Linked DNA regions of Homo sapiens: region 1 is linked to region 2. The links are chromatin loops, found by intact Hi-C in ENCODE. Cell type or tissue: endothelial cell of umbilical vein. All regions are shown on one strand. Each heading gives the region's core, and the rest is flanking DNA. Links, peaks and the distances in the headings are about the cores only.

Region 1 (8,335 bases), core at 168-8,167, 250 kb before region 2:
CTGCTCGGGAGGGTGAGACAGGAGAATCGCTTGAACCCAGAAGGTGAATGTTGCAGTGAGCCAAGATCATGCCACTGCACTCCAGCTTGGGCAACAGAGTAAGAATGTTTCCCAAAAAAAAAAAAAAAATCCTACAGGAAGCACACAACAGATGTTTTACACATAAGCACACATCTATAAATTTTCAGCAATTTTTATTATTGACCCTGTGTCTGTCCCCAGACCTTACACAACCTGCTAACTGTATCCCACAGTGGTCAGAAGCACGTGTTTGGAGAGGAACCCAGGAGTTAACACCCAGCTCCTCCTCCACCTAGAACTCACTGAGTATCATTGCGGAACTTGATCTCCTTCATCCTCAGTTCCTTCAATCACCAAATTAATAACTGCACTGATTAATGGCTGCATCAGTTCATTTATTCAACATATCCTACTATGTCTAGATGGAGTCATACAAGTACCTACCCTCACAGGGTCTTTAGAAGTAGTGGATAGGATAAAGTTACCACAGTACCGATTAAAAACAACAAAGGGACAAGCACAGTGGTTCATGCCTATAATCCCAGCACTTTGGGAGGCCAAGGTGTGAGGACCGCTTGAGGCCCAGGGTTCAAGACCAGCCTGGGTAATATAGAGAGACCCTGTCTCTACAAAAAGTAAAAAAATTAGCCGTGCATGATGCGTGCCTGTAGTCCCAGCTACTCGGAGGCTGAGGTAGGAGGACTGCTTGAGCCCAGGAATTCAAGGGTACAGTAAGCCATGACTATGCCACTGCACTCCAGCCTGGGTAACAATGCCAGACCCTGTCTCGAAAAACAAAAACAAAAAACACACTACTACCAACAACAAAGGGATAATACTTCGGAGTACAATACCAGAAACAGTTAAAACAGCCCTAAGGTTGACATATCAAAGATAAAATATTCACATAATAATATGTAGAGTAGTACAGAATGCTTGCAGAAATGCAGACATACTGAGTATATAAAGAGGAAGACCCATTATCATGCAGAAATTAATTCTCCACAAGTTAAACTGATAAATTTAACACTGTCTTAATACGTTTCTACTGGGGGAATAAACTGGACTGATTTGAAAGATCCTGTGACAATGAAACAAGAATGATCAGAGGAACTCTGTAAAAGAGATCAGGGAACTAGCTCTACCAGAGAGTCAGAACGCACTACTATAAAGCCTCAACAATGAAGAATAGTATGCTACTGGTTGTAAGAACAAAGGAACCAAAGGTCCAGAAATAGACAAGAGTTTAATTTATAATAAAGGTGGCATCACAGATCATTGGTAAAAAGATGGCAGGTTCAGTTCTAGTTTTAGGGACCACTGGGTACCCACCAGGAAAAAATTATTAGATTCGTACCTCATACTGTACCCTAACACAAACTCCGACTGAATCGGAAATTTTAACAAACTCCTTATTTGGTCAAAATCTATTTTGCTTCTGGAATGCTAGGGAACTGGGGACCAGCTTCAGTGCCTTTTTTTTTTTTTTTTTTAAGATGGAGTTCCACTCTTGTCACCCAGGCGGAGTGCAACCTCTGCCTCCGGGGTTCAAATGATTCTTCTGTCTCAGCCTCCCAAGTAGCTGGGATTACAGGCACGCACCACCACATCCTGCTAATTTTTGTATTTTTAGTAGAGACAGCATTCCACCATGTTGGCCACGCTGGTCTCGAACTCCCGACTTCAGGTGATGCACCTGCTTCTGCCTCCCAAAGTGCTGGGATTGTAGGTGTTGGACACCATGCCTGGCCCTTCAGTGGCATTTCTGAATTTCCCTGCAACCTCGACACCCTGGGTTTAAGTCATCCTTTCACCTTTTTTTTTCTTTTTTGAGATGAAGTCTCACTCTGTTGCCCAGGCTGGAGCGCAACAGCACAATCTCAGCTCACTGCAACCTCCGCCTCTCGGGTACAAGCGATTCTCCTGCCTCAGTCTGTCAAGTAACTGGGATTACAGGCGCCTGCCACCATGCCTGGCTAATTTTTGCATTTTTAGTAGAGACAGGGTTTCACCATCTTTGTCAGGCTGGTCTCCAACTCCTAACCTCAGGTGATCCGCCCACCTCAGCCTCCCAAAGTGCTGGGATTACAGGCGTGAGCCAATGCGCCCAGCGATTCTTTCACCTTCTTACCTCAACCTCCCGAGTAGTTGTGACCACAGGCACAAGCTACCATAGCCGGCTAGTTTTTATATTTGTTTCTAGAGACGGGAGTCTCACTATGTTGCCCAGGATGTCCTCAAACTCCTGGGCTCAAGCAATACTCAAGCCTCAGCCTCCCCAAGTACTAAGATGACAGATTACAGGCATGAGCTATCTCACCTAGCGTATTTACTTTGAAATAAAGGTCAGCATGCTAGTTGTAACTGGAGTGAAAATTGCTTTATGTATTTTATATGTTGAAATTCTGTCAACTAATGTATAAAAGCATATTTAGTGCCTGTAATCCCAGCACTTTGGGAGGCTGAGGCGGGTGGATCACAAAGTCAGGAGATCGAGACCATCTTGGCTAACATGGCGAAACCCCATCTCTACTAAAAATACAAAAAAATTAGCCGGTTCGTGGTAGCGGGTGCCTGTTGTCCCAGGTACTCGGGAGGCTGAGGCCAGGAGAATGGCATGAACCTGGGAGGCGGAGCTTGCAGTGAGCCAAGATTGTGCCAATGCACTCCAGCCTGGGTAACAGAGCTAGACTCTGTCTTAAAAACAAACAAAAAAAACCCATATTTAGTATAACAGCAAAATATTGCAATAATTTGTGACTATGAAAGCTGTTAATTTCATGTGCAGTTATTGAGAACCTGAAAATACTTAAATAGGAAAACAGATTTTCAGTAAATATAAAGAGATATACTGGTTAGATAACTAAGAACATATCCTTTTTGAGCCAAAAAATGCTTTAAAAGTCCATGGAATTGGCTGGGCACAGTGGCTCATGCTTGTAATCCCAACACTTTGGCAAGCCGAGATGGGAAGATTGTTTGAATCCAGGAGTTTGAGACCAGCCTGGGAAACACTGTGTGACCCCATCTCTTTAAAAAAAAAAAATGTGTAAGTTGGACTGGGTGTGAGAGCTAACGGCTATAATCCCAGCACTTTGGGAGGCCGAGGTGGTGGATCGCTTGAGGTCAGGACCATGGTGAGACCCCATTTCTACTAAAAATAGAAAAATTAGCTGGGCATAATGGCACATGCAATGTAGTCCCAGCTACTCGAGAGGCTGAGGCAGGAAAATCATTTGAACCTGGGAGGCAGAGGCTGCAGTGAGCTAAGATCGCACCACTGCACTCCAGCCTGGGCTACAGAGCAAGACTCTGTCTCAAAAATAAATAAATAAAATAAAATGAAAAACTTATGAAAAGAGTAAAACTAGATTAAATCTATTTGAATTTTTGTAAAACTTTTTGGCATCTTAGTACTCATATGAAACAAAGTAACCTTTAGGAAATGTATTTAATTTTTAGTTACTTCCAATTAGGTCCTGCACACTTTTCAAGGTTATTCTTATACAAAGTGCCTGTCCTCAGTTAAAAGTGAGTAGTTTCGTTTGAGGGACGTATAGAAGAAGGACCATGAGAGCAATCAAACAGCTGATGGTGCTGAGAAACTCTTGTTCTTGGAGAAGACTGTCAAACGTTCTAAATATAACTATTAAACTTGCACAAAATTGTAACATTTTCAAGTCTTTAAAATAAAGCTTTGGAGCCTAGGCAACATGGAGAAACCCGGTCTTTACAAAGAATACACAAATTAGTGAGTCATGGTGGCACATGACTGTAGTCCCAGCTACTGGGGAGGCTGAAGTGATCGTGCCACTGCACTCCAGCAGGGGCGACAGAGAGAGACCTTGTCTCAAAACATAAATACATAAAACTTTGGTGACCTAGAACTTTATTGATTCTATAATGGTGAACTGGGCTTCTACCTCATCCGATTTTTAACACTAAACTATTCAGCATTTGGCCAAATTGTATTAACAAAAACAATGCACGTTTAGTACAAAAATAAAAATAGAAAAGAAAGAAAAAACAAAAATACTACAAGAAAACACTTGGCTAATTGCTTTATAAACCTTGGAGTGCACAAGGCCCTTCTAACTATGACTAAGAAATCTGACTACAAAAAAATCAAATACCAGCCTGGCCAACATGGTGAAACCCCATCTCCGCTAAAAATACAAAAATTAGCCAGGCGTGGCAGTGGGCGCCTGTAATCCCAGCTACTTGGGAGGCTGAGGCAGGAGAATAGCTTGAACCTGGGAGGGTGGAGGTTGCAGTTAGCCGAGATCCTGCACCTGCACTCCAGCCTGGGCCATAGGGCAAGACTCTGACTCAAAACAAAACAAATCAGTAACTCTGTACAATAAAATATACATCAGACAAAGCTGGAAACAAATGACAAACTCCCAATACTGTCCATTCATGTCACAGACAAATATATAAAAATCTCCTAGAAATCATGGGAAAAAAAACAACGAACAACCCAATTTTAAAATATGCCAAAGGCCGGGTATGGTGGCTCATGCCTATAATCCCAGCACTTTGGGAGGCCAAGGTGGACAGACCGAGTCCAGGACTTTGAGACCAGCCTAGGCAACATGGAAAAACCCTGTATCTACAAAAAATACAAAAATTAGCCAGGTATAGTGGCACATGCCTATAGTCCCAGACACTCAGGAGGCTGAGGTGGGAGAATCACTTGCCCCAGGAGGTCAAGGCTCCAGTGAGCTGTAATTGCACCATGGCACTCTACTCTGGGCAATGGAGCGAGGCCCAGTCTCAAAAAAAAAAAAAAAAAAAAAAAAAAAAAAGGCAGTGTTTAACAGTGCTGGCACAACTGGGCTATCCACCTAAAGAAAATAAAAATAAAATTGAACTTGTATCTTATACTAGATACAAAAATAAATTCATTGCAGACTAAGGAATAAGGATACAAAAAAATTAAACAATTAAAAAATATTGCAAAAAAAACACAAAACACATGAACAATCAAGAACCAAGGAGACTTCCCTAGTGAAATCTGCAAACCTAGAAGGTATTTAAAAAAAGATGTAACTGATGACCTAAAAATGAAAAATACATGTATAAAAAATTTTTTTTCAAAAGAGAAAAAAGGAAATATTTGTATGGAAAATGATACAATAGACAAAGTCAACAAACAAAAGATTACCACGGAAAAAATTATTTTCAATGCAGGAGAAAAGATTAGTAGTAAAAATATACAAAGGGCCAGGCACAGTGGTTCATGCCTGTAATTCCAGCTTTGGGAATCTGAGGCAGGTGGATCACTTGAGGTCAGGAGTTCAAGACCAGCCTCTCCAACATCGCAAAACTCCGTCTCTGCTAAAAATACAAAAATTAGCCAGGCGTGGTGGGGGGCGCCTGTAATCCCAGCTACTTGGGAGGCTGAGGCAGGAGAATCACTTGAAGCAGGAAGGCAGTGGTTGCAGTGACCTGAGATCACACCACTGAACTCCAGCTCCAGCCTGGGAGACAGAGCGAGACTCCATCTCAAAAAATATATATATGCAAAGAACTCCTACAGATTGACAAGAAAGGAATTTCCACTTCTGGTAATGACCAGGAAACCTGTATCAGATCAAACCTCGTATAAATTCTAAGTAAAATGTTTACAACAATAATCTGAGTGCACTGGCAGGAACTGGAAAACAACGCTTAGAAAAACAGAACAAGACTGGGTGAAGTCTGCATCTTTACAAGATTTTTGCCTAAAGCTCCAGGGATAGAAATCTATCACCGTGGGCCCCCCCACATTCTGAATATAGTATCTTCCCACATCTCTGGCCTCCCCCAAACCACACGTGCACAGAGCAGACACAAAGCAGCCCAGTTACGGCTAAAAAAAGCAAAGAGATTTCAGCTACTGCCCATCAAAGGGGAGACAGAATTTGGGCTGTAAGCTCAGCCAAGTAAACCACCTAAGAAAACCAAATAAATCAAGAACATAAAAGAATTCATCATCTCTGGCTGGGTATGGTGGCTCAAGCCCGTAATCCCAGCACTTTCGGAGACCGAGGCAGGCAGATCACCTCAGGTCAGGAGTATGAGACCAGATTGGCCAACATGGTGAAATCCCATCTCTACTAAAAATACAAAAATTAGCCGGGTGTGGTAACACACACCTGTAATCCCAGCTACTCCGGAGGTTGAGGCAGGAGAATCACTTGAATCTGGGAGGTGGAAGTTGCAGTGAGCAGAGATCGCACCACTGCACTCCAGCCTGGGCGACAGAGCAAGACTGTCTTAAAACAAAAACAAAAACAAAAAACAACTAATAGTCTGTGGGAAACACCACGTGGGAAACACCACTCACACTGCCTACAATACAACCCCAAAGTTATTGAATGCGTGGAGTATAAAGAAAATGTGACCCAGATGTTGAAAACTGCACAAAAGGACCTCAAAGCAGCTCTTACAACTATGCTCAAGGATGTCAAGAAACCTCAATAGAACAGAAATTATAAAAGAACAAACACAAATCCTACATCTAAAAATACAATATATTGAAAATTCAATATTTCATCTGCTATAATGGCAGATTGGAGAGAGAAGAGGGCGTCTATCAACTTGAAACTGGATAAACAGAAATTATTCAATTTGAAGAACAAAGACAAAAAAATAATTAGGGAAAAGAAAAATGAAGAGAGCCTTAGGAACCTGCCTGACAATATAAAAAGGTTATGTGTATAGATGGCGTCCGAGACGGACAGGAGAAAAAGAATGAGGCAGAAAAAAAACTCTCTGAGGAGGCCGGGTGCAGTGGCTCATGCCAGTAATTCCAGAACTTTGGGAGGTTGAGGCAGGAGGATCACTTGCTCCCAGAAGTTTCAGGCTGCAATGCACTATGGTGGCACCACTGCCCTCCAGCCTGGGTAACAGAGCAAGACCCTGTTTCCAAAAATAAATAAAAGAAAAAACATCTGTGCTTTTTTTGTTTTTTTGTTGTTTTTTGTTTTGTTTTGTTTTTGAGACAGAGTCTAGCTCTGTCACCCAGGCTGGAGTGCAGTGGCGCAATCTCGGCTCACTACACGCTCCGCCCTTCCCAGTTCACATCATTCTCCTGCCTCAGCCTCCCGACTAGCTGGGACTACAGGCACCCGCCACCACGCCCGGCTAATTTTTTGTATTTTTAGTAGAGACGGGTTTTCACCATGTTAGCCAGGATGGTCTCGATCTCCTGACCTCGTGATCCGCCCACCTCGGCCTCCAAAAGTGCTGGGATTACAGGCGTGAGCCACCGTGCCTGGCCACATCTGCGCATTTCACTGTATATAATTCATATATAAATTTTTTAAAAACAAGTGTTCTTATCCAAAAAAACTGCTTGGCTGAGAGTAATTCTTCTGTAAATGTTAGTCATTATCATTCTGCTAAACCACAGAACATCAGTTTAGGAATCACTGGGCTGGGCGCAGTGGCTCACACCTGTAATCACAGCACTTTGGAGGCTAAGGAGTTTGAGACCAGCCTGGCCAACATGGCAAGAGCCCATCCCTACTAAAGATACAAAAATTAGAATGGTGTGGTGGCACGTGCCTGTAATTCCAGCTACTCAGGAGCCTGAGGCATGAGAATTGCTTGAATCCAGGAGGCAGGGATTGTAGTGAGCCGAAATCACGCCACTGTACACCAACCTGGCGACAGAGACTCTCCGTCTCCAAAAAAAAACAAAAAACTGTTCTTTGAAAAAGCTTCCTTCCCACCTTAGGGGCTTAGCACAGGCTTGGTGTTCTGTCTGGAATGTTCTTGTCTCACACCCCTCCTGGCATCATGGCTACTCATTCCTCTGGTCTTAGCCTAAATAGCATTTCCCCTGGTAAGGCTCGCCTGACGCTCCCAGGCCAACAGCCAAATTAATACATCCTATTACACACCCCCACAGCACCCTGGGCTGCCAGCCTTGCTGCTGTAATGAAATTGCACTTCTTCGACTATTGTCCATTTCCCCCCGGGCACTAAAATCCAGAAGGGCACTGGCTTTGTTCTGCTCACTGCTTAGTTCCCTATACTCAGCACAGGGCCCAGTACCCAGCTGCTGGGGACAAAAAGCAGAGAGGAGAGTCTCCCACTCGTGCTTTTCCCTTCCACCCATACCGCTTGGCTCTTTCCAGGTCGTCATTTGCTTGCTCCAGCTCTCTGATGTATTTCTGCAATTGGTCTTTAATGGCTTTGGTCTGCGCGAGGTCATCCTCCAAGGCTGAGATCTGCCGGTAGCCTTCAGAGTGCTGCACTTCAAACTTCTCCTGAAGGACAACACAGACACTGAGTGAATGACTTAAGACTTCTGAGAAGGCTA
Region 2 (8,335 bases), core at 251-8,250:
TCTGATTCATGTAACTCTGGTTCATAGTCTACTGTATAGTATTCTACATGAATGAACCATAATTGGTCTATTTTTTCATTGATGAGGTATAAAGATTATTCCCAATTGTCCACAATTACAAACATGGCAGCAGCAAATGTTTTTATACTCATTTCCCTGTACGACTGAATAGGAGTTTTTCTAGGGGGAAAAATTACAATGGCATGGGGTATGCACATCTGCCAGTTGGACTAGAGTGTCAACCTGCTTTTAAAATTAGTTGTACCAGGCCAGGCACAGTGGCTCACGCCTGTAATCCCAGCACTTTGGGAGGCTGAGGCGGGCGGTTAGTCTGAGGTCAGGAGTTCGAGACCAGCCTGGCCAACATGCTGAAACCCCGTCTCTACTAAAAATACAAAAAAAAAAAAAAAAAAAAAAATTAGCCGGGCCTGGTGGCGCACACCTGTAATTCCAGCTACTCAGGAGGTTGAGGCAGGAGAATCACTTGAACCCGTGGGACGGAGGTTGCAGTGAACTGAGATCATGACACTGCACTCCAGCCTCAGTGACAGTGAGACGCTGTCTCAAAAAAAAAAAAAAAAAACAATAAACATTACATTCAGGATAGTAATTACTTTAGGAGGCTGGGAAAGGGTAAGTAGTTAGTTTCAGCTATATCTAAAATTTATATATTTTTAAACTATTTACAGTATTTTGAAAATTTTTAAATCTACAGAAAAGTTGCAAGTTTAGTACAATAAGAAAAATACAGACCTTGGCCAGGTGCGGTGGCTCATGCCTATAATCCCAGCACTTTGGGAGGCTAAGGTGGGAGGAATCCTTGAGCTCAGGAGTTCGAGACCAGCCTGGGCAGCAAAGCAGTTTTCCATCTCTACAAAAATTAAAACATTAACCAGGTGTGGTGGCACACACCTATAATTCCAGATACTCAGGAGGCTGAGGTAGGAGGACTGCTTGGGCCTGGGAGGTCGAGGCTACAGTGAGGCAAGACCACACCACTCTACTCCAACCTAGATGACAGAGTGAGACCCTGTCTCCAAAATACACACACACACACATATATATATATAGTTTGTGTGTGTATATATACAGTATGTGTATATATACGTTATTTTATATAATATGTATGTTATTTTCTTGTATATGTGTGTGTATATATACAATATATATATATATACACACGCACACACATCCCTTACTAGATTCACTAATGAATATTTAAATTTATATTTCTTAAAAGAGATCTGAAGCATATATGTTAAAATCTGTTGGAGATGGCTGGTGGGCACTACACCCTTACCAGAATGACTAAAATTAAAAAGACTGACAATACCAAATGTTAGTCCAGATGCTAGTAAATAAATGAGTTAGCAGTTAGTAAGAATGTAACTACAATTTATTGCTGTTCGGAGTATAAAATGGTACTACCACTTTAGAAAATGAGAGATAATGGCTGGGCGTGGTGACTCACGCCTGTAATCCTAGCACTTTAGGAGGCTGAGGTGGGCGGATCACCTGAGGTCAGGGGTTCAAGACCAGCCCAACATGGCAAAACCTCGTCTGTGCTAAAAAAATTCAAAAATTAGCCAGGCGTGATGGCACATGCCCGTAATCCCAGCTACTCAGGAGACTGAGGCAGGAGAATCGCTTGAACCCGGGAGGCAGAGATTGCAGTGAACTGAGATTGCGCCACTGCATTCCAGCGTGGGCGACAGAGTGAGACTGTCTCAAAATAAAAAAGAAAGAAATAAAAAAAGACTGGCAATACCCTCTAAAGCTACAAATACATATATATTTTTCTGTCTGGCAGCAATTCTATTCCTGGATATATCCCTAAGAGAAATACATACTTGTGTCCACCAATGTTAAGAGCTTTACTCATAATGACAAGAAATGAAAACAACTCAAATGTCTATCAACAATAGAATGGACAAAAATTATGCTATATTCATACAACTGAATCTGCACAGCAACGAAAAAGACCAAACTACTGGCCAGGCACAATGGCTCACACCTGTAATCCTAGCACTTGAGGAGGCTGAGGTGGGCAAATCGCTTGAGCCCAGGAGTTCGAGACCAGCCTGGGCAACATGGCAAAATCCCTTCTCTACAAAAAATACAAAAATTAGCCAGGCATGGGTGGTGTGTGCCTGTAGTCTTAGCTACTCAGGAGGCTGAGGCAGGAGGATCACTTGAGCGTGGGAGGTTCAGGCTGCAGTGAGCCGTGATCATGCCACTGCACTCCAGCCTGGGCCACAGAGTGAAACCCTGTCTCACAAAAAAAAAAAAAAAAAAACAAACAAATTACTACCAACAAAATGGATGAATCTTACAGACATAATATATAAATAAAAGGGTGTGTATCCCTTAAAAGACGGTTGGTGCATTTAGGGATCTTTGTCATGTAATTATCTCTACATTAAAATATTTTATAATTTAAAAAAGAAAAAATACATCTATTGGATCTAAAAATTCAACTCATGGAAATCTACCCGAAGGAATATCTGAATTACTAAAAATACATTCACACAATATATTTTTTTTACAATTTATGTAAACTGTAGAAAAAATTAGAAAAGGGTCAGTATCTTACAAAAGGGAAATGGCTAAACTTATGGTATGCCTGCAATGTAACACTGTACACTTATTTAAAATGATGTTTACAAAGAAATGTAATAGGGAAATGTCATAGGGAAAACATAGCACAATTTAATCAAAATATCAGGAAAAGTAGAATACAAATTGTAATATAAAGTGTGAGCTGTCATTCTGGATCTTTTGGCTAAGATCAAGTGCACACTGTAATCTCAATCATATTTTATAGAATGATAATGGTAGAAATTTAAAAATACTGTGATTCCTTTTTTTTTTTTTTTTTGAGACAGAGTCTCGCTCTGTCACCCAGGCTAGCGTGCTGTGGTGGGATGTCGGCTCACTGCTCACCTCCCGGGCTCAAGCAGTCCTCCCGCCCAGGCCTCCTTAGTAGCTGGGACTACGGGTATGCACCACCTTGCCCAACTAATTTTTGTATTTTTAGCGGAGATGTAGTTTTTGCCATGTTGCCCAGGTGGGTCTTGACCTCCTGGCCTCAGGTGATTCTCTTGCCTCTGCCTCCCAAAGAGCTGGGATTACAGGCATGGGCTACCACACCCGGCTACTGTGATTCCAATTTTACCTGTTTACGTATATACAAACATGTATACACATCCAGGGTGAAAAAACACTAAAATGTCATACACCAAAATATTGATAGTGACTACCTATGTATGTCATGATAATAAATGTTTTGTTTGTATTCTCCAATGTTTCTACAAAGTATACGTATTACTTTTATTTATTTGAGATAGTCTCACTCTGTTGCCCACCCTAGAGTACAGTGGCACGATCTTGATCTCGGCTTATTGTAACCTCCACCTGCCAGGTTCAAGCAATCCTCCCACTTCAGCCTCCTAAGTAGGTGGGAGTGTAGGTGCCCACCACCACACCCAGCTAATGTTTGCATTTTTAGTAGAGATGAGGTTTCACCATGTTGGCCAGGCTCGTCTCAAACTCTTGACCTCAAGTGATCTGCCCACCTTGGCCTCCCAAAGTGCTGGGATTACAGGCATGAGCCACCAAGCCCGGCCTGTATTACTTTTATAATCAGAAAAGAAATCAGGCTAGGTGCAGTGGCTCACACCTGTAATCCCAGCACTTTGGGAGGCCGAGGCAGGAGGATTGCCTGAGGCCAGGAGTTCAAGACCAGCCTGAGGAATACAGCAAGACCCTGTCTCTACCAAAAAAAAAAAAAAAAAATTAGCCAGCTGTTGTGGCATACACCTATAGTCCCAGCTACTCGGGAGGTTGAGGTGAGAGGATTGCTTGAGCCCAGGAGGTTGAGACTGCAGTGAGTGAGCTATGATCGTGCCACTGCACTCCTGCCTGGGCTACAGAGTGAGTCTCTGTCTCTAAAATATAAATAAATAATGGTGGTTTGTTTTTTTTTTGAGACAGAGTCTTGCTCTGTCGCCTAGGCTGGAGTGCAGTGGTGCTATATTGGCTCACTGCAAGCTCTGCCTCTCGGGTTCACACCATTCTCCTGCCTCAGCCTCCCGAGTAGCTGGGTCTACGGGCACCCGCCACCACGCCCGGCTAATTTTTTGCATTTTTAGTAGAGACGGGGTTTCACCGTGTTAGCCAGGATGGTCTTGATCTCCTGACCTCATGATCCGCCCACCTCAGCCTCCCAAAGTGCTGGGATTACAGGCGTGAGCCACCACGCCCAGCAATAAATAATGGTTTTAAGGTATGAAAAATAAAATGACTAGCAGTAAATACAAGAGAATATTAACAATGGTTGTTTCTAGAGTTGAAATTTGGGAAAGATTTTTTTTTAATTTTATGAATTTTCCAACCATCTATATTGAGCCCATATTGTTTTAGAATTCAAAAACGAATACATTTCATTTCTAAAAGTGTGTAATACAATTCCACAATCCTAGAGGACAAACTATCCCTGCCACCACAGTCCCCAGAACCCTGTCTGTTTGCATTAGCATAGGGTGATAATGCTTCAAGTTCAGTAACTGGCTGAAGTCACCATCTGCATGGAAGTATTAAGCAGCAACACCCCCCCACACCCTCCCCTTCACCCCCTCACCCCCCCGCCACCGCCCCCGAGCCCTGGCTGCTTGTCCTGGCTCAGTGCCTCGGCTTTGCTGGGAATGCCAAGGACTTGGAGGGATCCTGGGTGATTATAAAGAGCCAAGGCAGCAGGGGCCAGTGCAAGACACTTTTATAACTGTCATTTTGCTTGATTGAAAGGAAAAATAATGCAATCTCATCCTGGTAATTTGATACTTCATCCAGCATGTTGAGAATTTCAAACGTCCATGACACTGAGCTTATGAGAATCGCATGGTTTTCAAAAATGCGGGCCGTGAAATCCAGAGGATCTGAGTTTGAGCCCTGACTCTGCCACCTGCTGGCTGTGTGACTCTGTGTGTTGTGTCCCTTAATTTCTTTAATCTTCACTTTCTTTCAAATGCTAATGACATTATTATCTATTCTGAGGACTATTATTATTATTATTATTTTGATGTGGAGTCTCACTCTGTTGCCCAGGCTGGAGTGTAGTGGTGAGGACTATTATTATTATTATTATTATTATTCTTTTGACATGGAGTCTCACTCTGTTGCCCAGGCTGGAGTGTAGTGGTGAGGACTATTCTTCTTCTTCTTTTGACATGGAGTCTCACTCTGTTGCCCAGGCTGGAGTGTAGTAGTGTGATCTTGGCTCACTGCAACCTCCACCTCCCAGGTTCAAGTGATTCTCCTGTCTCAGCCTCCTGAGTAGCTGGGATTATAGGCGCACATCACCAGGCCCGGCTAATTTTTGTATTTTTAGTAGAGACGAGGTTTCACCATTTTGGCCAGGCTGGTCTGGAACTCCTGACCTCAGGTGATCCGCCTGACTAGGCCTCCCAAAGTGTTGGGATTATAGGCATGAACCACCACACCCAGCCCCAGAGGACTATTATGATTAAATGAGATAAAGTATGGCAGCCCATAGGAGGTCCTCAGTACAAGTTAGTATCATCATCATGATCATCATCCTTCTTGGGTTGAAGCAACGTGTTAGCTGATATTTTGAGTGCTGACTCTTTGAGAATTTACCAAATGAAGTCTCCAAATCAAAACCAAAAACCTATTAAAATGACATTGACCTGTAATCCTAATGTGTCTGGAATGTATTCCTTCTGGTGGGTTCTTGGTCTCTCTGACTTAAAGAATGAAGCTGTGGACCCTCGCAGTGAGTGTTACAGTTCTTAAAGATGGTGTGTCCGGACTTTGTTTCTTCAGATGTTCAGATGTGTCTGGAGTTTTTTCCTTCCGGTGGGTTCACGGTCTCGCTGACTTCAGGAGTGAAGCCGCAGACCCTCGCAGTGAGTGTTATTGCTCACAAAGGTGGTGCAGACCCAAAGACTGAGCAGCAGCAAGATTTATTGTGAAGAGCGAAAGAACAAAGCGTCCGCAGCGTTGAAGGGGACCCAAGCAGGTTGCCACTGCTGGTTGGAGGTGGCCAGCTTTTATTCCCTTATTTGTCCCTGCCCATGTCCTGCTGATTGGTGCGTTTTTACAGAGTGCAGATTGGTGCGTTTACAAACCTTTAGCTAGACACAGAGCGCTGACTGGTGAGTTTTTACAGAGTGCAGATTGGTGCGTTTACAAACCTTTAGCTAGACAGAAAAGTTCTCCAAGTCCCCACTCCATACAGGAAATGCAGCGGGCTTCACCTCTCACTAACACTTTGGGAGATTGAGGCAAAAGGATTGCTTGAGCCCAGGAGTTCAAGACCAGCTTGGGCAACATAGGGAGATCCCATCTATACAAGTGATAATTAAAAAATTAGCCGGGAGTGGTGGCATGTGCCTGTGGTCCCAGCAGCTCAGGGGGCTGGGGTGGGAGGCTTACTTGAACCCAGGAGGTTGAGGCTGCAGTGAGCTATGACTGGATCACTGCCCTCCAGCCTGAGTGGCAGTGAAATCCTGTCTCAAACAAAACAAAACAAAACAAAACAAAACAAAACAAAACACCACACCATTAAAATGACATTGAGTAGAAAAATTAGATCTCTCATACCATGAATATACAATGTTGCAACCTCTTTGGAAGATGGTCTGGCAGTTCCTCCCGGGAGGTGGAGGTTGCAGTGAGCTGAGATCGCACCGCTGAACTCCAGCCTGGGCAACAGAGCGAGACTGTCTCCAGAAAAAAAATAGAAAATATCCGCAATCTTGGGGAAAAAAAATCGTAAAAGATATAAATGGGTTTGGAAGGTAGAACAGAGTTCCAGAAAGCATAGTATGTATTCCTCTTAAAGGAGGCTTGAGAGAGAGAAAAGAAGTTGAGGAAATATTTGCTCTCAAGACTTAGGACCTGAAATCCCCTATCTGTTATAGAGCTGGGAGCTGCTGCTTCTCCATGAAGTGCTTGAGGAGTGGGATCAGGTGTGTGAGTTTTGCAGGGGCATGAAGCTTTTACCATAGGAGCTTAGAGCACATGCTATTTGAGAATGGGTAGGGTATCTGAGAAAAATCCCTGGGTTGCATGCGTATTCTCCCTCTATTATAGAATTGTCTGAGTTTTTTTGTGGTTTTCTTTTCTCTTTTTGATGGAGTCTCAATCTGTCCCCCAGGCTGGAGTGCAATGGCGCGATCTCGGCTCAGTGCAACCTCCGCCTCCCAGGTTCAAACGATTCTCCTGCCTCAGCCTCCCAAGTAGCTGGGATTACAGGCATGAACCACCACGCCTGTCCCAAGTAGCTGGGATTACAGGCATGAACCACCACGCCTGGCTAATTTTTCGTATTATTGGTAGAGATAGGGTTTCACCTTTTGGCCAGGCTGGTCTTGAATTCCCAACCTCAGCCCAATCTGCTCACCTCAGCCTCCTAAAATACTGGGATTACAGGCAGCATTGACTGTTTTTTGTTTGAGAGGGAGTCTCGCTTTCTCGCTTTGTCGCCAGGTCAGAGTGTAGTGGCGTTATCTCGGCTCACTGGAATCTCCGCCTCCCAGATTCAAGCGATTGTTCTGCCTCAGCCTCCCCAGTAGTTGGGATTACAGGCATGCACCACCATGCCCAGCTAATTTTTGTATTTTTAGTAGAGACGGGGTTTCACTAAGTTAGCCAGGATAGTCTCGATCTCTTGACTTTGTGATCCGCCTGCCTCGGCCTCCCAAAGTGCTGGGATAACAGGCGTGAGCCACTGCGCCCAGCCCGCATTGTCTGTTTTTTTAAAGCTGATGTTTATTGCGTGGTTACTATGTGCTGGGCACTGTACCAGATTTATCCTTCTTCATTCTATGCTGTAGTATCCTGTGAGACAGGGGCTGTAGCTCAGAGAGTTTGGGTAAGTAAATTACTTGCTAACACATGGCAGAACCAGCATTCAAACTCAGCCAGCCAGTCTCAAAGCCTAAACACTTCGCCACATCCCACATCACCTCTCAAAGGTGTTTCAAGAAACCACCATGGCAGTGCCCATGAAGAGGGATTTATAACCTCAACCTGATCATATTCAAAGTCAGATTCACTATATCAGCCCCCATACCTGCTCCATCCGAGTTGGAAATCTCAGTATATCCTTGGTACCTTATTCTGCAACATCCCAACACTCTCTGCCACAGTCAGTCAACAAATCCTATTGACTCTATTTTGGAAATAGCTCCCAAATCTGATTCTCCTCCTCCTTCCTACTGCCTAAGTTAGCTCAATTTTGCATCATCTCTGACCTACACTGTGGCAAAAAACATCTTTTCTGGGTTTTTTTTCTCCCTACTGAAAACCATTC

What was found. A loop is a pair of places that touch in the nucleus more often than their neighbours do. Peaks named below come from ENCODE experiments on the same cell type or tissue, not always from the same donor. Only the 100,000 strongest peaks of a DNase experiment are listed, where the experiment ranks them.
Region 1: a loop joins it to region 2, with 10 times the contacts of the local background. A loop is called at or near these places in 2 of 110 quality-filtered maps.

What each region holds. Positions count from the first base shown.
Region 1 is chr16:15,677,748-15,686,082 of GRCh38, reverse strand. NDE1 (nudE neurodevelopment protein 1) reads right to left here. Exons shown (of 9, transcript NM_017668.3): 4 at 8,134-8,282. Among named protein-coding and RNA genes, the nearest start is that of NDE1, 32 kb to the right of the region's middle. RefSeq lists an enhancer at 3,657-3,951. In endothelial cell of umbilical vein, for the core only: a CTCF peak has its summit at 3,806; a DNase peak (open chromatin) is centred at 3,832; H3K27ac peaks cover 372 bases.
Region 2 is chr16:15,424,370-15,432,704 of GRCh38, reverse strand. The region is part of intron 1 of MPV17L-BMERB1 (MPV17L-BMERB1 readthrough); the gene reads right to left. Among named protein-coding and RNA genes, the nearest start is that of BMERB1, 6.1 kb to the left of the region's middle. In endothelial cell of umbilical vein, for the core only: a CTCF peak has its summit at 4,955 (motif pointing left); a DNase peak (open chromatin) is centred at 4,904; H3K27me3 peaks cover 371 bases.